3 separate regions of the Homo sapiens genome follow, and regions 2 and 3 are each linked to region 1. The links are chromatin loops, found by intact Hi-C in ENCODE. Cell type or tissue: PC-9. All regions are shown on one strand.

What was found. Peaks named below come from ENCODE experiments on the same cell type or tissue, not always from the same donor. Only the 100,000 strongest peaks of a DNase experiment are listed, where the experiment ranks them.
Region 2: a loop joins it to region 1, with 4 times the contacts of the local background. A loop is called at or near these places in 2 of 110 quality-filtered maps.
Region 3: it touches region 1 in a loop (7-fold over the local background); 5 of 110 quality-filtered maps call a loop at or near these places.

The regions. Positions count from the first base shown.
Region 1 is chr14:75,448,672-75,456,671 of GRCh38, forward strand. All of the region lies in intron 2 of JDP2 (Jun dimerization protein 2), which reads left to right. Among named protein-coding and RNA genes, the nearest start is that of JDP2, 25 kb to the left of the region's middle. RefSeq lists enhancers at 3,326-3,840, 3,841-4,356, 4,357-4,870. In PC-9, a CTCF peak has its summit at 4,259; DNase peaks (open chromatin) are centred at 1,202, 1,870, 4,610 and 6,660; H3K4me3 peaks cover 1,532 bases; H3K27ac peaks cover 7,532 bases.
Region 2 is chr14:75,549,810-75,557,809 of GRCh38, forward strand. No RefSeq gene overlaps it. Among named protein-coding and RNA genes, the nearest start is that of FLVCR2, 25 kb to the right of the region's middle. In PC-9, no CTCF peak of the experiment used is centred here; a DNase peak (open chromatin) is centred at 4,892; H3K4me3 peaks cover 1,054 bases; H3K27ac peaks cover 1,839 bases.
Region 3 is chr14:75,396,833-75,404,832 of GRCh38, forward strand. No RefSeq gene overlaps it. Among named protein-coding and RNA genes, the nearest start is that of JDP2-AS1, 27 kb to the right of the region's middle. In PC-9, no CTCF peak of the experiment used is centred here; a DNase peak (open chromatin) is centred at 3,639; H3K4me3 peaks cover 568 bases; H3K27ac peaks cover 2,108 bases.

The sequences.
Region 1 (8,000 bases):
GTCCACGCCCTAAGGGACTTCCCAATTAATTACGCTGCCGAGCTTGTCAATAGGCTGGTTCCTTCATTGTTTTAGAAGGAAGAATCAGAGAAGCTGTTCTCATGCCAAAGGAACCCTCATTTGCTGCCACTGACCCAGAGTTCTCAGCAGTTCTGGTCTGATAACTGAGGATCCACTCCATAGCCCTGGCAATGGGGAGCTCTGTGTCCCACTCTATCTGCCTCAGTGTGGCAAAGCCCTTCCATACCTTCTCTCTGCACCTAAATTGCATCCATCTCCTTAAATAAATCACTCTTGGTAAAACCCCTCTTCCATCCTCCGGGCCAGATATCCCTGGCTGTGAACGGTTTGGCCCTTTCACCTCGGTAGGGTTTATATTAGCTGGTGTTCAGTATTCTTGATGGGGAGGTTGCCTTTGCCGGGAGATTTGTCTGTTATCTGTGCCTTGTGCTTGAAAGAAATTGGATGAAATGCATGTTTTAGCCACACACCCTGCATACAGATTAAATGGAACTGCCTTGGTAGAGAATAATTAAGCCAAGGACCTTGTTTTTCACCTTCATGATGAAAGACAAATGACTTCCAAAGGCTTTAATAAGATGGAACTTGAAATGTTCTCCTACTTTGGCCAGCTTGGGACTTTCAGAACAGCCTTGTTCATAAATATTCTGTGCAACGACTGCATTTTCATTTAATTGTAGATAGAGTCATTTTGCAGGAGCTCTTGTCTCCATTTTTGACCCAGTGTAATCAAGGCATATTACACCATTTGTTGTTGTTAAAGAGTCAGTTTCAGCTGTATTATTAACTCTTTGAGAAGAAGACAGATTTTTCCCTGCCAGATGCATTCTGCTTCTCACCAGTCTTTTGGGGGTGATGAGGGTCTTGTGGGGGCCACCATTTCTCTCCTTTTCTCATCTTTTGAAGTGACTGTCAATTGGACAAGAAAACAGATTGATTGCCTAGTGGGAAACTAGACCCCACTAAGTCATAAATATGAAATGGGCCTGAAATAGACATATTTCAGCAAAAGACATCCTTCCCCAAATAGCTCTTCTCTAGCAAAAGGATTTCCTAGCAATCATCATCTCTTTTTCTCTTCAGTGTTAGGTTTTCTGTCTGTGCCAAGGTGATTTTTCCTGTGTCTCCTGGATTCTTTCTCACTTTTGTAATAACAGTGTTTGCTCTTTCCTTAGCAAAACCGGCTGTAAATGGGTGTCACCCTGCCTAGCTGGCTTTCTCAGGCTTTGTTCCAAACACAATGCTGTCTTTTCTTAGCCGTGGAAATGGGGCTGTTCTCCACTGGTTTTTGAGAGAATGGCCTTTTCCTATTCTGTTCATATAAACCAGCCTCACACCTCGGCGGCCTGTTGTTTTTGGGGTTCTCTTAATGCAAAAGAAGGTTTTTACTATGGACAAGGGGAGTTGGGAGGGCCCTGGTCAGAGACATGCTGCATCTGGCTGAGATACGAGGAGACTGAGGAGTCAGTTTGGAAGGATCCACCTGTGGGCTCTGATGCCCCACAAAGATTGTAGGGTGTCAGGCTTTCAGTTCATACAGAAGGTGTCCCCTGCCTCTTCCCAGAAAGCAGTAGCCTTCCAGTTGGTCCTGTCACTGTCCGACCCAGGACCGGGGCACACTCATTCCCCTTCTCTGACCTTGAGTTCCTGGCCTGAGGATGCAGCCAGGATCTAGGGTCTCTGGGTCTTCTCAGTTGCAGAATCTAAGGCTGGAGCTTAGTTTGCAGCCCTGCTTCCCACACTGTTTCCTGCAGATGCTGTGCACACAGGGCAATGGCTTATCCACCCGTGCCCCCAGCCATGGGAGCCGAGTGACTCATCTTGGCAGGTGGAGCCATTGCCTCTGCCAGCTCTTGTTCAGAGCCTTCACCTGGTGGTTGGCTGAGCTGATTTGAGTGAGCACAGCGTCCAGTGTGTGGGTTTGTTCACAGGTGAATGTGCTTGATTACATCCTGCTGTTGGGGGCAGCTGAAGTGAAGTGGAAAGAACCTTGGACTTGGAGTCAGGAGTGTCTGGGTTCTTGCCCAGGTCACCAGCTCTGTGGATCAGGCCTCCCTTCCTCCCTAACCACGCAAGGTGCTGAGCACACAAAAAGTCAACAAGATGCAGACTTTGCCCTCGTGGAACTCCCAGTTTAATGGAGGAGTCAGAAACTGTGAATAGAATATAATACAGTAGGGGCCAGGATACGCTCAGAGCAGAGGGACACCTCCTCAGCCTACAGGGTGTGAAAATCAGGGAGGGCTTCCAGTGGGAGGTGATGCTCCAGCTGCATGTACAGGAGACATGAGAAGTAAGCCAAGGGGACAGCAGGGCAAAGGCATGAAGGCCAGGGAAGTGTATGGTATATGGCACCTCAGTGTTTCAGGAGCATAGAGCGGAACCCTGGGATCAACAGGTGGTAAGACCACAGCAGGTGGGGCCAAGTCCCAGCAACCTCATTTGACATAGGAGCTTGGGCCTCATCCGGAGGGTAAGGTGCACAGTAACTGGGCCAGATTTGCATTTTAGAAAGATCCTTCCGATGGCTGGGATGGAGGATGGTTGTGCAGGATCTGGAGGCCTCCTGGGGGACTGGGGCAGTGGTCAAGGAGAGACAGTGGGCCTGGAAAGTGACAGTGGGGGTGGATGGGGGGAGCAAATCTGACGAAGATTTAAAATCTAGAATTGGATGGCTGGCGTGATCAAAATTGGAGATAACAAGAGGGACGGGGGTGTGGGGAGGCAGGTAGTGAGCCCTCAGGGACATCCACGTTGAGCGTCTGGCCCAGCTGGCACTTGGATATTTGGGTCTGCAAATCCAGATTTGGTTGGCATTAGTGTATGGGTGGTGGCTGAAACCACGTGAGTAGATGCAAACGGAGATCCACAGGCCGTGCGTATCGAGTGAGGAGAGTAGCAGGCCAAGGATGGGACCTGGAAAACAGCCCGGAAGGGATGGGAAATAGCAGGAGACTGGAAAGGCAAGGTCAGAGGATGGGCAGGTGCAGGGGAGTGGGTCCAGGGCATGGAAAATTCAGGAAAGAGGGATGATGCACAGTCAGGCAGAGCCTCCCAGGAGGATGGACCAAGCAGTGTCCTCTGGGCTGGTCTGTGAAGACCCAATCCCTGTCTTGAAGAGCAAGCCATTTCCTTCTCTGGGACTCAGTTTCCTCATCTAAAATCTAGGGATTAGCCTTGGTGCTTCCAAGAGCCCCTGGCACTAAGCGTCTGTAAAAGCAGAAACTTCTTTTTTCTTTTTTTCGAGACAGAGTCTTGCTCTGTTGCCCAGGCCGGAGTGCAGTGGCACAATCATGGCTTACTGCAGTCTCAACATCCTGGGCTCAAGCAATCCTCCAGCCTCAGCCTCCTGAGTGGCTGGGACTACTGGTGTACACCACTGTGCCCAGCTAAGAAACTTCTTATAAGAAATTAGGGGGCACCCTTCCTACATCCCTCAATCAGGCCCACGCTGCCCTTGAAGGCTGGATGAATGAAAACCCAGAGAAGTCAGAGCTGGAAAGGACTTTGCGGAGATTTTAGTCCAGCCCACCGTGTGGAAGGTAGCCTGATGGAATGGAGTCAATCCCTGTCTTTTCCCAGCTTGGCAGCCTCGGGCAGACACTCCACCTCGCTGAGCCTCAGTTTTCTCACTTGTAAAATAAGGCCCCTGAGACCCACCTTGCAGATGTGTTTGAAGGTCAGTGAGAAATGGGAGCTACTTGTGCTTATTAAAGATGAGCCCCAGGACCGGAGAGGTGACCTGATTGACTCGAGGTCACAGAGCAGGGCACTGTGGTGACCAGAGCCCAGGCTTCTGAGGACAAGCCCACTAGGGTCAGCTGACTGCCAGAGGTCATAAATCAGCAGCCGTGGGCCAGTGCAGCCCACAGATGTGTTTTGTTTGGCTCATGCGGTGTTCCTTTCAAAATGGAATTTGTTGCTGACATTCAAAAGTGGGAGATTTTACTTCAAAAATTTATATTTTCTTGAAAACTTGGAAGAATTAGCAGCACTGAGCCTGCATCCCACTGGGGCTAGTGTCCCCTCCCATGGCAGGAGGGGTGGCCACCGCCCCATCCAGCCCTCCCCCCTCACTAATGGTGAGTTACTTGCTTGACCCCTGAGGTGATGTGAGTCTGCAACCCCAGCCTTAGACTGACCATTTGTCTTGAATTTTCTCCTAAAGCCCTGCCCGCTGTTCACTGAAACAGCTCAATATTTCACAGCTGAGGCCCAGACCTTGGCCACTGAGTAAGAAGGCCTGGCAAGAGATGACGGGAGAGACAGGAGGGCAGAGAGTTTCCAACAGCTCAGCCCCATGGGGGATGCTGGGAGGGCCTGGCCCCTGCAGGCTGCCGGGGGTCAGCAAGGGAGTTGGCTGAGGGCCCCTGGGGTTTCCTCATTCCTCCCTCCTGGAGTGGGAGGAGGCTATGGGCCTAGCCGGCTGGGCAGGCTGAGATCTTGTCCCTGAATTGCCCTACTTTGTTGATGGGGGGTGGGGGAGTGGGGAGGGACTGCAGCCCCTGGCTTAGTGCAGCCCTGTTTATGTAGGGGAATGTCTGGTATGTTTGGTATTTGGGTGTTTACTTCCCAGGGTGCTCATGGGTCCCTGGTGTTGAAATGTGGCTCCTCCATGCAGGGGGGGCCCTGGTGGGCCTGGCTGGCTGTGTGAGGCCTGAGGCTAGATTTGGAGGCTGCGGGGCTGTTACTCCAGGCCTGCTCACTGACAACTCAGCACGCCCTGAACTCCCCAGCCTGCTCCTCCCTCTCCGCAGTACTCCTTTCTGTGCCGCATTCTGCCCGGAGGCAGGCCAGTGTGCCGCTGCTGCAATAGCACCACCTCCGCCTTGCCTGCGAAGGAAGGCAGGGAAGCTGGCATCACGGAACTCTTCCTGTGCTCCCGGCTCTGGGCTGGAACTCAGTCCTCATTACTACCATGTGCGGCAGGGCTCAGTACCTTCCTGTACAAGTGAGGAATGGAGGCTCAGAGAGGCCAAGTAACTTGCCCAGGAGCACACAGCTGGTCTACAGCAGAGCTTCTGGAGGAACTCAGGTCTTAAAGACCACCCCCCAACCCCACCAACCAAAGCTCACACTGTCAACTCTGATGCCACAAGTCTCAGATTAGCCTGGTTCTGTCTGCCCAGGCAACAATTCTTAGTATGAGACAGAACCCTCAGACTTGGGCTACTCTGGTTAGTGCTGGGGGTTTTGGTTTTTCTTTTGTGTCCATTTTTGCTTATCACTTCCTTTATTTCTTTGTCCATGTGAGAGTTTCTGTATTTTCAGCGCCTTGGGTTGAGAATGTAATTTCTCTTTCTCATTCTGTCTCTCTGTGGGTCCTGCAAGCTATGTTTTTGAAAACGCTTATGAAAAGTCAGAATTCAAAATCACATCTGGGCTGCTGTTTGTCACAGTGGAAATGCCGCGCCACCTGCAGACGGGGCCTGAGAAACACGGAAATGGGTGAGGGTTAGGCCCGAGAGGAGCTGGTGACGTCCCCTCCTTTAAACCATGGAGCTTGAATGTTACACCTTCATGTAAATTGTGCAATAACGTTTTTTAAAACATGTTAAAAACTTCTAACTCTAAAGGCAGTGATCATGATCAGACCACCCACCCCTTGAAGAGCAGGACGTGCTCAGGCCCTGCGGCCCAAAGACCTGGATACGAGTCCTGCGCTGTCACTGAGCATCTACGCAGCCTTGATGTTCTTAGTTTCCTCATCTGCAAAAGTGGGGAAGCTGAATAGAGCTGTGCTGGGTGACTTACTGAGATGGCAAATTAAATGTAGTTAATTTAGTTAATAAACACCCATTCTGTGCCATGCTCAGCTCTGGTGGCTGAGTGACAGTGGTGAAGGTGATGATAGACTGAGATATTTATATAGATTAACTATGAATAGATTAAGGTTCTCATGGGAAACTGACAACGGGCAGGCAAACATGCATGTGAAAAAGATAAGTGCTGTTAGTGAATGCACCTTGAAGGAAATACACAGGGAGATAGTAACAGGACAGGGCTTTTAGTTTGGGGTGGTCAGTAAAGACGTCAAGAAGGAGCAGCAAGTACAAACCCGGGGGACAGGGAAGAACTTGTCGTTTTGAGGGAGAGGAAGAAGGCCCATTGTTGGAGTTGAGGGGTAGAGGAGGGCGATGTAGTGGAAGGTCAGAGAGGCAGGAGGAGCCAGGTTTTCTCGGTTCTGTGGGCCACATGTGTTGGAAGCTGTTGGAGGGTTGCAAGCAGAGGAGCTGACTTGTGTTTTAGCCAAGGGAGAGCCCTTTGGAGCCACTGCAGCCGTCCAGTGCAGAGGCGACGAGGGCTTGGACCAGGCTGGAGGCAGCAGGGATGGAGAATGTGGTGGACACCTTAGAGATGTATTTTGCAGGTGGAATCATGACAACCTGCTAAATGGACTGTGTGAGTCCTTAATCGGCTCCAGGGCAAACTTCTCTGGGCACACAAATCTGCGTGCGCATGTACTGCATACAGATCCTGATTCAGTAGGTCTGGGTGGCCTTCAAGACTGCATTTCTAACAAGAGCTTGGGTGAGGCTGATTGTGCTGTTGGCCAACCACACTCCACAGTGCCTGACTCCTGGCAAACGTCCAGGAAGTGCTCGCTGTGGGGATGACCACGAGCCCTGTAGGAATCTCTCAACTGTTGCTGTCATTGACTCCTGCCTGCAGGCCGTGACTGGGTCCAGGACTGGGGGTGGACTTATGTAAATCACAGAGATAGATTCATACACGAGATAGTCTTGTTTGCCTATCAGATCCATTCCCGTTTTACCCTGCTCTGTGCCCCAGGTGGCTCATCTCAATGGACCACATTACCCAGGAGTCCTTCCACTCTGGCTTCTGGTTGAACTTGGCCATTAGGAGGTACCAGCCTTAGAAAAGAATTTGGGATATTCATTCCCCTGATCCCTCCCTGCTGGGCACCCATTGGGCAGTGGTGTGTTCCTCTACCAAAGAGCACAGCTCCTGTCTGGTGACCCTCTGCCATGGCTAAGTGACAGCTCTCCCTGGGTTCCAATCATCACTCCTGACCCTAGCCTCAGGCCGGAGGTGTTCGTGACTCCACTGCTGCTGGTCCCGGGTTCCCTAAGCTCTGTCCACCCCCTGTAAGTAGTTCCCTCATTAATTTCCTTTAAATAAACCCCTGTTTCCTGCTGGGATCCCCTAGTCCAGGGGCTTTGGTACCGACCGAGGTGACCCACCTCTGCCTTTTATTGGCGGCTGCTTAAGGGCCCTTCCGCATCCAGGCTCTGCTGCTTTCTCAGCGGTTTTAGGAATGTTGCTGAGGGTGGGATTTCACCCCTGGTCACTGGGGACCATCTTCAGCTCCTCCATTAGCCCCTGGCATCACCTGACCTCCAAGGGTAGAAGCTTGGTGTCCCAGGCATCTTTCAGTGGCATGTGGCAGAAACCTTCTCAAACTCCCTTCAAGCCAAGGGAGGAATTTTGACAGATTCATAGTCCCAATGACAAGGAGCATAGTCAGTCCTCACCAGGGTGGCATCAAGAGGACCAAGACAGCGTCTTTCTCTGTGTGTCTTCTGTTGATTGTTCCTCTGTCTGTGCCGTTGGCTTCTGTCCACATCTCTGCATGTTTCTCTCCCTGTGGCACTGCCTCTGTGTCTCTCTCTCCCCTTCTTCATCTCCGTGTTCTGTGTGTTTCTCTGTCCCACTGTCTCTGTCTGTCTGCCTGTTTGTCGGGAGTGCTCTGTCTCAGGGCCTGGTGAGGTGAGCAAGCCTGGGTGAGGTGCCCGGGGGCGTGGCATGTAGGGAGGTGCTTCCTCTTTGGTGCTGACCCTGCACTTGCTTAAATGTGTGCCTTGGGCACCCCACCTGCTTTCCCCTGCTCCAGGCCCGGCTTTTCTCTCCATCCCCCTTTCCCTCTCTTTGCCTGTTTCTTTGTCTCCCTGACCCCGTCTTGGAGCTGAGTGGTTGTTTCTCTCTTGGTACGTGGTCTCTGGTCTCTGCTCACCCTA
Region 2 (8,000 bases), 100 kb after region 1:
GTGCCATGTGGGAATTTAGGCCTGGGCTTGCCATGTCTTCCAGTTTGTCAAGAAAAGCCAAAATCAGAATTTCTACATGAAATCTCTCAATTCTTTTTTTCTTCCCTTCCCTTTCTTCCTCCCTCCCTCCCTCCTTCCTTCCCTTCCTCCCTCCCTCCTTCCCTCCCTCCCTTCCTTCTTTCTTTTTTTCTTTCTTTCTTCCTTCCTTCCTTTTTTTCCTTTCTTATTCCTTTCTTCCTTTCTTTCCTCCTTTCTTTTTGCTTTCTTTCTTTCTTTCTTTCTTTCTTTCTTTCTTTCTCTCTTTCTCTCTTCTTTTCTTCTTTTCTTTCTTTCTTTTCTGACAAGGTCTCACTCTGTGGCCCAGGCTGGAGTGCAGAGCTGCTGTCATAGCTCACTGCAGCCTCGACCTCCTGGGCTCAAGCAATCCTTCCACCTCAGCCTCCCAAGTAGCTGGGACTACAGGGGCATGCCACCACACCCAGCTATTTTTTTATTTTTGTTTTTTTCATTTTTCTGTAGCAAGGGGATCTCATTATATTGCCCAGACTGATCTTGAACTCTTGGCCTCAAGCCATCCTCTCATTTCAGCCTCCCAAAATGTTGGGATTACAGGCATGAGCCACCACATCCAGCCCATGTGTCTAAATAAAATACTTAAAACATTATAAATCAAGCTTACAAGTTGTTAACAAAACACATTCTTTTCTTCTTCCTTGACAAGGATACTTTCATCACAACCTAAAAGGCCAAGTTTGAACTCAGAATTCTTAGACACTTCAAAATTTTATATTAGCACAAGGTAGTGAGAAAGAAGCAGTACCCGGACTGCAGCTTGCCGCTTTCTTGCCCTCCCCTGGTTCTTCCTGTACCACAGCAGCCTCCAGTTCATGCCGGCGGACATGCCAGCCTGGAAGACCAAATTCCGTCCACATTCACCCCCACAGGACCCATCCCTTGGGTCCAGAGATGCACATACCAGTGGTCTGGTCCACACTCGGGAAGAAGTATCCAGGGAAGAGGCTTCAGCTCCTGGAAGCCAGCCCAGGGCCAGTTACTAAGGGGATTCTGGTGTCCTTGGAATGTTGGGCACAGTCTAAAGGGGGACACAGGGTTCTAGGTAGGTGTCTCCTTAGTTCTAAGGACTTTTTGCCCCAACAAGAGGAGCGTAGCAGGAGGAATGGCAGTGCTAGTCCCTGCATTGTCGGGAGTTCAGAGCAGAGACGTCTTTTGTCCAGGTCTGAAGGTGGCACTGCAGAGACCTGCCCATTTGCAACTCTGATCTAGGTCAGCAATATCTCCTGGAAAAGCCCAGGCTACAGGAAGGCCCTGTGTAGCAAGAAATGGACACAAGACAGCGTCGTCAACATCTGTCACATTGAAATGCGGGTTCCTGGAGAATGTTAGTTTCCCCACCTGCCATCCTCTGCATTTATCTCTTACTAGCAGTGTCATTCCCTGAGTGAGTGTCAGAGCAAATTACGAGAAAGCCAGATCTTCAGTCCTCAGGATGAGAAGTGTGGGTGGGGAGAGAAAGGGAGGCAAAGTCAACTCAAAGGTCACGAAGTTGCCGTCTGCTGGACCAAAACTTACCAGCAGTTTATTAATACCTCCAGCCGATGTTACAGTTGTGGCTTTACGGGGAAGGAGGTGAGACTACTGGATGCCCCACTTCTCTTGGGGACAGATAGGCTATCTCTATTTCTCTTCCTTCTTCCCCACGGGTTCAGTGCTCCAAAGCTGCTTGGGAATTCCAAGGGGGAGAAAGGGCTAGTGAACTAAGATCAACACCAACGTAGTAAAGATTTAATACTCGTTTCTGCCAGAGGAGACTGTCATTTTAAGAGACACCTAGGAGCTCAAGGCTATAGTGAGCTATGATTGCATCACTGCACTCCAACCTGGGCAACAAAGCGAGATGCAAAACCCTGTCTCTAAAACAAAAAAGAGAGATGCCTAGAGAAAGTAACACTTGACCCAAAGGAAAGAGTTTTTATGGTAGCATTTTAGGCTTTGTAGCAAGTGAGCAGAGGAGATATTTAATGGAATTCTTGCCATGGGAATGACATGTGACTGCATTGGCCTCATGTAGATACCAGAGGAGTGGGAGATGGGGATGGGAGGGAAAGAGAGATGTAGCCCTTCTAAAACTCTTGTGGGTTTGTGTGTGTGTGTGTGTTTTTTTTTTTTGACTGAGTCCCACTCTGTTGCCCAAGCTGGAGTGCAGTGGTGCGATCTCGGCTCACTGCAACCTCCACCGCCCGGATTCAAGCAATTCTCCTGTCTCAGCCTCCTGAGTTGCTGGGATTACAAGCATGCGCCACCACGCCCAGATAATTTTTTTTTTTTTTTTTTTTTTTTTTTTTTGTGGAGATGGTGTTTCACCATATTGGTTAGGCTGGTCTTGAAAAATCTTGTTTTTTAACCACCTGATATGTGATTTAATTTAATCACTTATAGGAAGATAAAATAAAAACCTGATCCTGGTTTGAACAATCTACTGGTAGGTAGAGATGAAGAGCCCCCTTTTAGAGGACTTCAATAGGAAAATTTGCACAAATACCTTTGCTACCCAGGAGGTTTCTTTGGCTTCCTCTGGAAGATTCCTGTAGACAGATTGCTGAGTTTGTCATTACACCTAGAAACCAAGGCTAGGAGGGGTAGCTGAGACTGATAATTGCCCTCCCAAAGCTATTCTTCCATTTTTCCTTACTACGGAACTCTTGTTTTGTCTAAGATGGCAATATGCCTAGAGAAAAGATTACATATCCCAGATTCCTTTGATGTTTGGGATGGCCATATGGCACAGTTCTGGCCAAAGAGATATGCAAGAATTTGCTAGGTAAGACTTTTATGGGAAAGCTCTTCAAAAGGTGGGGCTGTCTCAGTTGGCACATGCCTTTCTCCTCCTTTCTGTCTGGAAGGCAGATATGGTGTTAGAGGTGAAGCAACCGTGTACACAAAGGAGGAAGAGATTCTGCGTCCCTGGTAATACTGCAGAAGTGTGAAGATGATAGAAGCTCCAGCTGGCCCACTTCTAGACGGCTTCTAAGTGAAAGTGGAAAAGAGTTTATTTGGTTACATCACCTTGAGTTGGGTTTTCTAAGTGCAGCTTAACTCAATTCTGTCTAATGCAGGAGCCAATGGAACAACCAAATAAGGAATTTAAACAATTCCCCTAGCTCAGTGGTTCCTAACTGGGGGTGATCCTCCCCATTCCCCAAGATATTTGACAATGTCTGGAGATATTTTTAGTTGTTACAGCTTGGGAGAGAGGTACTAGTAACATCTAGTGGGAAGAGGCCAGAAATGTTGTTGCTAAGCATGCTGCAATGCACAGGGCACACCCCACAAACAATAATCCAGCTCAAAACATCAGTAGTACAGAGGTGGAGCACCCCTGCAGCTGGCCCTACTGCTTCTAGGGCACCAGCCCATCAGGCCACCAACCTACCCTGACACGCTTGTCCATCCCTTTCTCAGAAACAAACCCTGTGTATTGACCAGGCTGAAAAAGCCACGTCCTTCACCGTATCTGGCACTTTCCTCTCTCTAAGCCTTTGCTCATGCATCATTTCCTCTGCCTAGAATCTCCCTCTCATCTTCTCAGGTGGGGACCATGACTCTTCATTTTTTTTTTTTTTTTTTTTTTGAGATGGAGTCTTGCTCTTGTCACCCAGGCTGGAGTGCCGTGACGCAATCTTGGCTCTCGGCTCACTGCAACCTACACTTCACAGGTTCAAGTAATTCTCCTGCCTCAGTCTCCTGAGTAGTTGGGACTACAGGTGTCTGCCACCACACCCAGCTTTGCTTTGTGTTGGGAACATTCAAAATCCTCTCTTCTAGCTATTTGAAAACATACAATAAGTTATTGTTAACTGTAGTCACCCATCAGTGCTAAGACACTAGGACTTATTCCTCTCATTTAGCTGTAATTTGGTATTCTTTAACCATCCTCTCATTATGTCGTCCTCATCTCTGCCCTGCCTTTCCAGCCTCTAGTAACCACTATTCCACACTTTACTTCTATGAGTTCAACTTCTTTAGCTTCTGCATGTGAGTGAGAACATGTGGTGTTTATCTTTCTGTGTCTGGCTTATTTCACTTAACATAATGTCCTCCAGGCTCATCTATGTTGCTGCAAATGACAGGATTTCATTCTTTTTTATGGCTAAATAATATCGCATTGTGTATATGTACCACATTTTATCTGTTCATCTGTTGGTGGATGCTTGGGTTGATTCCATATAGTACTTTGCATTGTTGCTTTTTAATGTGCATAGAAGATAAGGAATACAGGAGTAAAAGAGTTTGGAGGCAAAAACTCAAACTGTGTTTTTCCTCTGCTCTCACACCACTCTGCAATCAACACAGATGACTTCTGTGACCAAATGTGGGGAGTTTTCCCCATACACCGAGCAAGCAATCAGTTCTGCAGCAGACACCAGCTGAGTATCCTCCAATTCAGTTCTGACCCTGTCTGCCTGGAGATAGCATCAGCTCCTACAGGTTGAGAGCTCAATCCCACAAGACTCCAACCAACTTCAGATGCCAGTCGCAAGTCCAGGCATCCAGAACTTCTGGCCACTGGCTTCAAGTTAGGTTCCCACGACCCTCTCTTTGGATTGGACAAATGTGCTAGAATGGCTCAAAGAACTCAGGGAAACACTTACATTTACTGGCTTATTATAAAGGATATTGCAAGGGATACGGATGAGATGCATAGGGTGAGGTACGGGGGAGGGGTGCAGAGCTTCCATTCCCTCCTTGGGTGTGTCATCCTCCAGGAATCTTCTTGTGTTCAGCTATTCAGAAACTCCCCAAACCATGTCCTCTTGAGCTTTTTATGGAGACTTCATTGGAGAGCCATGATTGACAATCATGTAGAAATGCAGCTGGACAAAAAGGGTCCAATTACATGATCTAGTATGAGTCACATGATCTAATACTAACAGGCTAAGCAGAGAAACCCAGCAAGACCTGTCTGTGCAGATTCTTTTTGGCCTCTCTGTGTAGCATTCCTTCCTTCAGGGTATGCAGCAGGACTGCTTCTGAAGTGAGGGTCTTATGACCACAATCAGAAAAGGGGAGGAAGATTAGGGTCCTGCTTTGCACTAGGGAAAGAAGGGTAGAGAAAAGTCAGAGATAAATTTTGTTTTTTAAGGCCTGCCTCTGAGGACTGAAGTGCCCAACATTATTAAAAAAAAAAAAAAAGACTGTAACAAGGTGTTATATCACAGAGATAAATAAGACCTCTGTGTTATCCAAACCCAAGATTGGCTGTACTCTTCTTTTGCTTAAAAAACATATATATTTAAATTAATAAAGCTTGGCAAATATAGAGTATAGACACTGAAGTTTGGAGGCCTACAAGCATTCATGAAATTTCATCTTTTCATTTTCTCAATAAAGCATCTCTCTCAATCCATTTGTGTTGCTATAAGAAAATACCTGAGATTGGGCAATTTATACATAAAAAAGATTTATTTGGCTCTATGGTTCTGCTGTCTGGAAAAAATCGGGCACCCGGTGAGGGCCTCAGGGTGCTTCCACTTGTGGTGGAGGTGAAGGGGAGCATGTGTGTGCAGAGATCACACAGTGAGAGAGGAAGCAAGAAAGAGCAAGATGGAAGGGGCTGGGCTCTTTTTAACAATCAACTCTTGTGGGAACTAATAGAGTGAGAACTCACTCAACCCCCACCCCAGGGAGAACATTAATCTATTCATGAGGGGTCTACCCCATGATCAAAACTCCTCCCATTAGCATCCCACCTCTGAGTTTGGGATCAAATTTCAACATGAGGTTTGGTGGGGTAAACATCCAAGCTATAGCAGCATCCATGTGTGGAAAGTTAAGAGCATCTTTTTTTTTTTTTTTTTTTGAGACATGGTCTTGTTCTGTCACCCAAGCTAAAGTGCATGGCTCACTGCAGCCTCAAACTCCTGGGCTCAAGCAATCCTACCACCTCAACCTCCTGAATAGCTGGGACTACCAGTGAGTGCCACCATGCCTGGCTAATTTTGTGTGTGTGTGTGTGTGTGTGTGTGTGTGTGTTTTCAATAGAGATAGGGTTTCACCATGTTGCTCAGTCTTGTCTTGAACTCCTGGACTCAAGTGATCCACCTGCCTTGGCCTCCCAAAGTGCTGGGATTGCAGGTGTGAGTCACTGCACCCAGCCAAAAGCATCTTATCTTCTTTCTCTATCTTGTGGCATGTGAAGATACTGATACTAAACTTTGCCAATCATCTTTCAACTTGCAGCCATACACATAGGTACCCATTCCTAGGGATCAGCTCTTCATATCTGGGCCATGGGAGCTGTGAAATTAGATTGCGAGTCACATTAGCACCACGTCAATCCTCTCCACCCCAACCACCATTAGCACATCTTCTCTAAGTGAAGTCAGCATTATTCACATAAAATGTTATCCATTGACTACTGGTGCACAGTGTGATTGGGGTTTATGAGTTACTCGGGGTGATTATATGATGAAGACTCAATTCTTAGTGGGGGCGCTGGAGACCTTGCACCCTCTGTCCCCCAGCTCACTTCATATCACCCTCTTTTCCTCTGCACTGGCATCTGTCCCTTCCCCAAATCTCTGCGTGCTCCCTCCAGCCCAAGAGCCTTGCTCATTCTGCTCAGCCCTAACTGAAATGCTCTTACCCTTCTAGCTCATTCATTCCTACCTTTTGTCAAATACCAGCTTGGGGAAATTTTGCTTGATTCCCAGGCTAGATCAGAACTGCAATTTCAAATAGTTTCATAGCACCTCATGCCCTTCCTTTATACCCATTAACACAGACTGAAAATTTACATTTATCTATGTGGTTATTTGGTTAACATTTGTCTCTGTGACTGGACCATCCATTCTATAATGTCAGGGATTGCCAATGTTTTGCTCACCATTGTATTCTCAGCTCCTTGCACAGTAGCAAAGAGCCTACCACAGAGTAGAAATTCAATAAATATTCATTGGCTGAATGAATAAATGGATGGATGGATGGAACACAGTGCCTGCCTTCTAGGAATGTAAAATCCAAGCCAATTATTATTCTGACGATGGAATACAAATGACAAAATAAATATTCAGTTAACATATAAAAAGTAAGAATCAATCAGATATTTTAAGAGCAGGAATCAAGGGAAGGCATGTATTCTTGTGAAGATGGTAGAGATTAGGGATAGAGTCCCAGGTGGGGCTGGAAGAGGCGAGGGCAGGGAACTGTGTCTCCTCAGTCACAGTGTTATCTAGCTTTTAGTCTGTGTCTAGCTGTCACCTATTAGACAGAGGGAAAGACCAGGATCAAAGTAAAAGCAAGTTGGAATCCTGCACAAGGCCCTGTAGAAATAGATTAGCCCCAGTCCACCCTCATCGCCTATTTTCTATTACTCCAAATCCTGCTTCCATGGTAATGGAAGCTGGTTGGCCTGCCTTGCTGGTGGTTCATGCCTCTACACCCTACAAACACGAACACAACCTACGTACTGCTGTAATTGAATACCACAGACTCAGTAATTTACAAAGAAATGAAATTTATTTCTCACAACTCTGGAGGCTGGCCAGTCCAAGAGCATGGCACCAGTATCTGGCCAGGGTCATCCCATGGCAGAAGGGTGGAAGGCAGAAGTGAGCACATGAGACAGAGAGGGGAGCAGACCAAACTCCACCTTTTTATCAGGAACCCACTCCTGCAACAACCAACTCATTCCTGTGATAATGGCGTTAATCTATTCATGAGAGTGGAGCCCTCATGAGCTAATCACCTCTTAAAGGTCCTGCCTCTCAACACTGTTTCAATGGCAATTAAATTTCAGTATGAGTTTTGGAGGGCACATTCAAACCGAAGTGGCTCCAACCCCACATTTTCACTTGGGATTGCCCTAGTGGGGACTCTCTGAGGTGACCGTTCCCCTGAAGCAGATTTCTACTTGAGCTTCCAGGTGATCCATGACATCCTTTGAAATCTAAGCAGAGGAAGCCATGCTTCTATAGCCCTTG
Region 3 (8,000 bases), 52 kb before region 1:
GGCGCGTGCCTGAGTCCCAGCTCCTTAGGAAGCTGAGGCACGAGAATTGCTTGAACCCAGGAGGCAGAGGTTGCAGTCAGCCAAGATGGCGCCACTGCACTCCACATTCCAGCCTGGGCGACAGAGCAAGACTCTGTCTTAAAAAAAAAAAAAAAAGAAAGAAAGTGCATGTGTGAGTGTGTAGGTGGGGTGAGGTTGGGGGACTGAGAAGAAAAGCAGCTTGGTTTGCAGAGAGGAGAAAAAAACAGAGCTGCAGATTCAAAATGCAGAGATACTGCCTGGTTCCCAGTGCCTTTCCAGTTCTTGGGCTTCTATTCCTGGAGAAAGCCTGCTGGCCCTGGCTTCCATGGATATCCCAGGATTCTTCCAGGAAGCTTTCTTTGGTATTGCCTGAACAAGTTCAAGATGGCTTCTGCTGACTAAGGCATGGGTTAACACAGCCCTATCGGAAAATCTTCACGGAGAACTGCACCCCAAGCAGGTGGACATTCTCCTTTTTCTCCTTCAGATCAATGGACAATTTGAAAGTGTATGTATTGTATTTCTCCTGGAGGTCCAAATACAAAACCCCTCTCTGAAGCCTTTCAAGAAGGCTTGGTATGGCTGAAATGTGGTTCTCTGCTGCTGATAAAAGTGATCATGTACCTGTGGGTGGTCTGCTGCCTTAGCTAGGTACTGAAGCCTGGATCCCAGAGACATTCCTTTCAGACTTCCTGAGCACCTCCTGATTCCTGTTCTCATTCCTTCTGGGCTGACCCATGCTCTGTGCTGAGCTTTATACCTATTCTGGTTGCAGATAAGGTAATTTAACAAATAAGGTGAGAGATTCCAGTGAGCAAAAGACAGACAGACAGACAGACAGAGCCAGAGGCAGAGTTAGAGTCTAGACCTTGGTGGGTGAGTGTGAGCTCAGTTTCTAATCATCTCTCAGCTTTACATGGCTCAGTAATCTGATATTATCAGTTCAGACAGAGGGGACAAGGCCCAGGGAAGCACTGTCCAACAGAAATATAGTGTGAGCCATAAATGTAACTTAAAATTTTCTAGTAGTAACATTTTAAAAAGTAAAAAGCATATGTTAACCCAATATAGCTAAACCATTATTATTTCAACATGTAATTAATATAATTTTTTTAAGAGAGACAGAGTCTTGCTCTGTTGCCCAGGCTGGAGTACAGTGGCGTGATCATAGCTCATTGCAGCCTCAACCTCCTGGCTTCAGGTGATCCTCCCACCTCAGTCTCCCAAGTACCTTGGACTATGGGTACACATCACTGTGCCAGCTAATTTTTTTTTTTAGAAATGGTATCTTGTTATGTTGCCCAACTTTAAGAGACAAGCGAGACGTCATCTCTAAAAAAAAAAAAAAAAAAAAAAGAGAGAGAGAGAGAGAGAAATGCATTTCTCTTATGTAAATGCTTAGGTAGGTCTTGAGGGCTACTGATATGGCTCTTTGTGCAATATTTAACCCAAGTTCCTTCTATCTGTTGGTCCACCATGCATGGGCTATATTTCCAAATTCCACAACAGTCCAAGATGACTGCTCCAGCTCCAGCCAGTGCGACCACCTTCCAGCCTGCAGAAAAGGAAAAGGGAAGAAGGACACACTACCACCTTTTCATGGCACTTCCAAAAAGTTACACACATATTACTTTTATTTACATCCATTTGTCGGGATTTAGTCATATGGCCCTATCTAGCTGCAAGGGAGGCTGAGAAATGTACTCTGTGTTCTAGGTGACCAAGTCGCTGGCTAAAATTCAGGGATTCTGTGACTAAGGAAGAAAATAGCGAGGAAGCAACTGATAGTGTTGGTCTCAGAGACCAAACCATGCTAATGAAATGCAGATTCTCTGGTAAACCAGAAGGCCAAGTTATTCAAGAACAGTAAGACTATAATTGTCAGCCAGATGAGAGTGCCTGAGTTGGCTGACCATTTCAATCTCTTCCCAGTAGGCTAGTCTAAATGGTTAGAAGATTAATGGATCGGACTATGAGAGCCTGATAGGTCCCTTTCCATTTCAGGACCTACAAACCTGCCAGGAGAACTAAAACATTCCTGCCAGCCTGGGAGGGAGCCCTTTTTCTGGGATGATGCTAGAGATGCTTGGACAAACTCTGGCCCCTCAACATTTCTTTACCTGAACCCATCCTAGCTTTATACACTACAATTCTACTTATATTTGTTACATTTTAGATGTTGGGAAGAGATTTTGAAGACATACTAGCTCTTTGTTGTGAACTTGGGATTTGCTATTGTCTCATCAGCAGTGTTCATTAACTTGATAAACATTTATTGAGCACCTACTTTTTGCCAGGTATTGCATTATGCTAGGAGTGAATAAGAACCTGTCCTTAAGTTGACTGCAGTATCTAAAGAATAGGGAAAGTGATGGGCAAGCATTTGAGAAATGAGTAGGCATTCACTGAGCAAGAGGAATGAAAAGCCATCCCAGGTGAAGGGAAGGCATGTGCAAAGGCTTGGGAGACACCAAAGAACATGACGTGTTTGGGAAAAAGAAGTAGCTGGGTGGGGCTTGTCGGGAGGAGATGCTGGAAGGGTGGCCTCTTCAGCATCCATTCTCTCTCAGTAACTACCCCATTTTCCTTGGGGTATCCACCCTCCCTACACTTCCCATATTTTTTGGAGGAAGTCGACTCCACCCTGGCCTAGGCTTGGGGTAAATAGCCCCAGTATAGACTAATCAGCAAAATCCCTTCTTGCCTGCAGATGGGCAAATGACCCAATTCTGACCTGAGAGACTGGAGAAGACTTTGCTGGCAGGTTCAGGGAAAGAAGCTCTCTCCCTTTCTCCTTCTATACAGCATGGAGCATAGGTGTGAAAACAGGAATTGTGGCAGCCGTTTTCTCACCATGAGAAAAGCCTGCCTGAGCATGAAGACAACACCATGGAGGGCAGAGAGGAAAACACCAAGAAGAAGAAGGGGTTTTGATGACATTGTGGTGCTATTGAGTCAAACCTACACTGAAGCCTCCTTGAGCCCTCGGCTTTAGGCAGCTTGGGGCTGCAATGTGAAGGACCTTGGGGCTTAGCTTTTATTCTGGGGCAATGGGAAACAATAGACAGCTTCAAGGAGGGGGGCAAGCCCACTGGACCTGAATTGTAGGAAGTTGTCTGCAGTGCTGAGTGCAAAGAGCCTGGGCCAAAGCCAGAAATGAGGACCTGAGCCAAGACAGGAGAAGAGGAAAGAGTCTGAGAGCCACTTGGGTGACAGAAGCCAGACTAACTGGATTAAGAGGGCATGAGGAAGAGGGTGTGTGCTTTAGGAAGAGGCTAAAACTCTTAGCCTGACTACATGAATGGAGAAACTCCCCTTCCCCCTTCTTTTGCCTCTATCACTGTCCCCCTGGGAAATCATGTCCACTGCCAAACCCTGTATTCTCCTCTTCTGCAGATTCATGCCTCTGATTACAATTCTTTATGGGCATGCCTGGTCCTTTGGAGCAGGGACCATGCCTCGTCATCTTCACATCCCCAGGGACTAGCCTGGCACATGGTTGGCACCGGGTCAAGGCTGACTTGGATTGAGTTCTCGCTGAGCTAGGCATGAGCTGCACCCTCCCCCTGCCCCCAGGGCTTAGTCATCTGTTTCATAAGCAGCTTCCAAAAGCTGCAGCCCCAATACCCAGCTTCCTTGTTGTTGGCAGGTGTTGGCAGCCCTGAGTGCCAGAACGCCAGGGAGCCAGCCACTGGGAACATGCTAGGGTGGTGAGCAGGAGCCAACTAATCAGGGCTCATATACATTTACGAGAGGCGTGTGTGTGCTCCCCAGGAGAGCTGTAACGACACTCCCTTTCCAGGAAACACAAACCAGGCCTCTTTCCTTTCTTTTTTCTCACCTGTCCTGTCTTGTGGCCAGAAGCACATTCATTGGCTTTCCATGCTTCTAAAATAAATCAAATTGGGGGCCACACCCTTCCAAGCTACTTTAGGTTTGCTCCGTGGAAGCTTTAACCCCTTATCATCCCACCAGGCCTGAAATGCTTGGGTTCCAATTTACAAAAATATTAACTTTTTATGTCCTTTCAGAAGAAGGATCTCAGTTTTCCTGATGTCTGCTCCCCTGCCCTGGAATTTCTCCCTCTGCTCATAATTCATCCCAAGGATGTTGACTTCTGTGTTTTGGGATGGTCAGGGGCTAAGTGGCATGGAGGGCAAATAGATTAACCTTTTACCAACTTTCCAAAGCCCTTCCTCCTTGTTCTTTTTTGTTTTTGTTTTTTTGAGATGGAGTCTCACTCTGTCACCCAGGCTGGAGTGCAGCAGCATGATCTCATCTCATTGCAACTTCCGCCTCCCAGGTTCAAGTGATTCTCCTGCCTCAGCCTCCTGAGTAGCTGGGACTACAGGCGCATGCCACCACGCCCAGATAATTTCTGTATTTTTAGTAGAGATGGGGTTTTGCCATGTTGGCCAGGCTGGTCTCAAACTCCTGACCTCATGATCCACCCACCTCGGCCTACCAAAGTGCTGAGATTACAGGCGTGAGCCACTGCGCCTGGCCCTTCCTTGTTCTTTTTATCTCGGCCTCCTCTGGGCTTTTGGAAGGCCTCTTCTTTCTCTAACCCCAAGGTTTTCCTCATTACTCCTCCAAGATTTCAAGGTTTTCCTCTTGTCAGTTTCGTTATGGAAACTCCTGGTTCCCCGCTAGCCTGCGCTCCTCAGTAGGGCTCTGAAACTCAGCTCTCATCTGCCCCAGTGTTATGTTGTTTTTTTCCCTGTCGCTATGGCAGGGATTAAGACAGGAGCCAGGGAAGAAGGGCGGGGGGAGGAAAGTGAGCACGGAAAGGCAGAAGAACGATGGGAGAGAGCCTGATTGGAGGGTGTCAGAGCTGAAGGAAACCGACAGAGAAATGGGCTGAGTGTGTCAAGGGAAGGAAGAGGGATTTGTTTTTCGTTGTTCTATTTTGGTTTTGGTTTTATAGTTTGGATTTGTTTCCAGAGATGAAGAGAAATGTACTTAGTGCTGAATCTCCCCCAACATAGAGTCATGGCTAAAGAAATCCCTCTCGCATCGTCAGTAATCCAGGGGCAATCTTTAGATCCCAGATGGAATAGGGAAAACTCTCAAAAAAGCTTCCAGTTATTCTCAATTCACTTTATGGACAAGCCTGCCCAGTCAGTGTGACAAAGTGACCCAGTACCACTCTGAGACCAGGCAAGCCCTGCCCTTTGGAGATCCCTTCCCCGCAGGCCTCCCTTTGTCCCTGGGGCGAGGGGGTCCTCAGGGCTGAGGGTGATGCCCAGACAGAGTCTATGCCCACACCCACCCCTTCCAGCCCATGCTCCATACTCAGGACCCCAGAATCTCTGCCCGAATGGCCCAAGCCCACTTCCAGGTTCTGGGTGGGCCTGTTTCCATGGTCCACCCTCTCAAGGTAGCCTGTGCAGCCAGTGGCCAAGGGATAGCTGCTTGGGACTGGGCAGTGGGCAGAACCCGGAGGTGCAGGCTGGTGTCAAGCATGTGCACTTGAGAAGGGGCCCTGGCTGAGGGTTGGAACAAACGGCAGGCAGGCCCTGAGCGGGGCTGCCTTTCCTTCTGCTGCTGCATTCTGGTCTGAAGAGTCTGAGGATTCTAAAGTCATACCTGGCCTTCCAGAATGTTATGGAGGTTCATTTGTGAAGACAGGAGAAGAAGACAGGTTTTATTGAATAATTTCTTATCTTGACTTATAGCTTTTAAATATTTAGATACATGGTATGTGAATTGTTGTTTGAATTCTTGCCCTGGTCCCACAAACCTGTGATAAAATGAAGATTTGCGTGATGGAAACGACTCTATTTCCAAATCTCTTCTGCTCCATGTTCCAGTCTTTCTCTGCCAAATGCCTTCATTTGAATGCTCTCATCCTGTGTGAGTCTGTAAATCAGCCTACCACTGAGTAGAAGAAATGGTAGTGGCCATTTTGTGTTCTCAATTTATTTTCACACACACACACACACATATATATATATGTGGTCTAGCTTCTGAACCCCCTTTCTGTGTTTGGGGAGTATCCCACTCACACACACACACTTTTCTGAGCCATGGTGGGGAACAGAGCTCACATCCCAGAACACAAAGCAAACATTGCTAAGAACTTGTCGTGGCCAACACTACCAGTGGCTTCCCCAGATGTCCACTCTCCCCTTCTCCTTTAATAAGAGAACCCTCAATGTTTAGCTGGGCACATGGCTGCCTGGGCCAAAGACTACATTTCCCAGACTCTTTTCTGCCAGATGTTGCCAAGCGACCAAGTTTCAACCATTGAGACAGAAGTGATATGGGCAATTTCCAGGAAGTGGTTGTAAAGGGAGGGAGGGGGCCTGCTTCTTACCCTTTTCTCCTTCCTGATATCTGGAATGTGGACTTGATGGCAGGCTCCCAAGCAGCCTTATTGGTCCATAAGGCAGTGTGCAAAGGCAGTGCAGAAGGAGCTCCAGAGTGGTCTCGCTCCAACTTTGTTTGCCTTCAAACTTTTTTACATAGAGAAAAAAAAAAACTCTTTCTTTTTTTTTTTTTTTTTTTTTTGAGAAAGGGGTCTCGCTTTTTTGCCTAGGCTGGAGTGTGGTGGCGTGATCATAACTCACTGCAGCCTCGATCTCCCAGGCTCAAGTGATCCTCCCACCCCAGCCTCTTGAGTAGCTGGGACTACAGGCGTGCACCACCACACCTGGCTAATTTTTGTATTTTTGCAAAGATAGGGTCTTGCCGTGTTGCCTAGGCTGATCTCAAGCTCCTGGGCTCAAGTGATCCACCTGCCTTGGCCTCCCAGGGTGCTGGGATTACAGATGTGAGCCGCCATGCCTGGCCAAAAAATAAAGTTCTATGTTGTTTAGACCATAATTATTTTGAGTCTTCTATCTAAATAGATAGAACTCAAGCCAAAATAACACATTTGTCTTCCCAGACTCTCTTGTAGCTAGGTCACAGCCTGTAACCAGGCTCCACGAAGGGCAGGCTCTCTGGTCCAGGCAGCCTCAGCAATAGGCTCGAGACCTGGGCAGCAGTGGTTGCCCCCGGTGTTCAGTACCAGGGGCATGTGTGAGGCAAGATGAGGTGCCCAGTGCTTGGTGGCAGTGGTGGCTCCTTACTGAACAGGTTCTGCCATGTGATTTTATGATTTTGGGCACTGTTTTTGGCTATATGGCCTCAACCCTGGTCCTCCAGTCCACCTGATGATTTTGTGAATATCCAACATCCTGTTAATAAATTCCCATTCTGCTTACATCTGCCAGAGTTGGTCAGTAACCCAGTCTTAGCCCCTGTCAAACTACTTTTTAACAATAAGATTTTACCAAGATTGTTGGTTTTGCCATTAGATGAGTCCATGGAATAATCTCAAACTCAACGTGAGGCATGAATTCCATTTAAAGTCAGACAGTCCTAACAATTCTTGTTTCTGAGGGTGCTGTTGATGGGGGCAAAATTGGGTTCTTTGGAATATTCAGTGTCTCTTGGCATAGGGATATGTGCCATCTACGAGGTGAAACATGATATTTTTGGGGGAATACCAACAACAAAAATTAAATACAAATTTAATTAAATGAATACAAAATTAAATTAGAAGTACATTCAAAGGGTACAGCACTTCACTTGTTCAGAAGTGATTTATGCGGCAACCCCAGCTATTTGGAACACTGCCAGGAACCAGAAAATGAGCAGAAATCAATACAACCCCCAAAACCAATGAACAGACAAACAACAACTCTCAAAGCAAAACAAGACAAAAAACACTATTCACAGCCAAAATAAATGTCACAGGATCCACTGCCTAGATTTTATGTATTTATTCACAGGTGCACCATCTTGACCCTCCTTCAGAGCATATTTACTGTTTGTGTAGACAAAGTTTGAGGAACAATTTGGATGAGGAACGTCCCATTCCATAGCAGATTTGAATGTGGACGGGAGAGGGGAAAGGCTGCCGTGGACTGACAGTCTACCAGCAATTATAAGATGGGTGTTAGCTTGTGTTAAACTCAGAGACAAAGCAG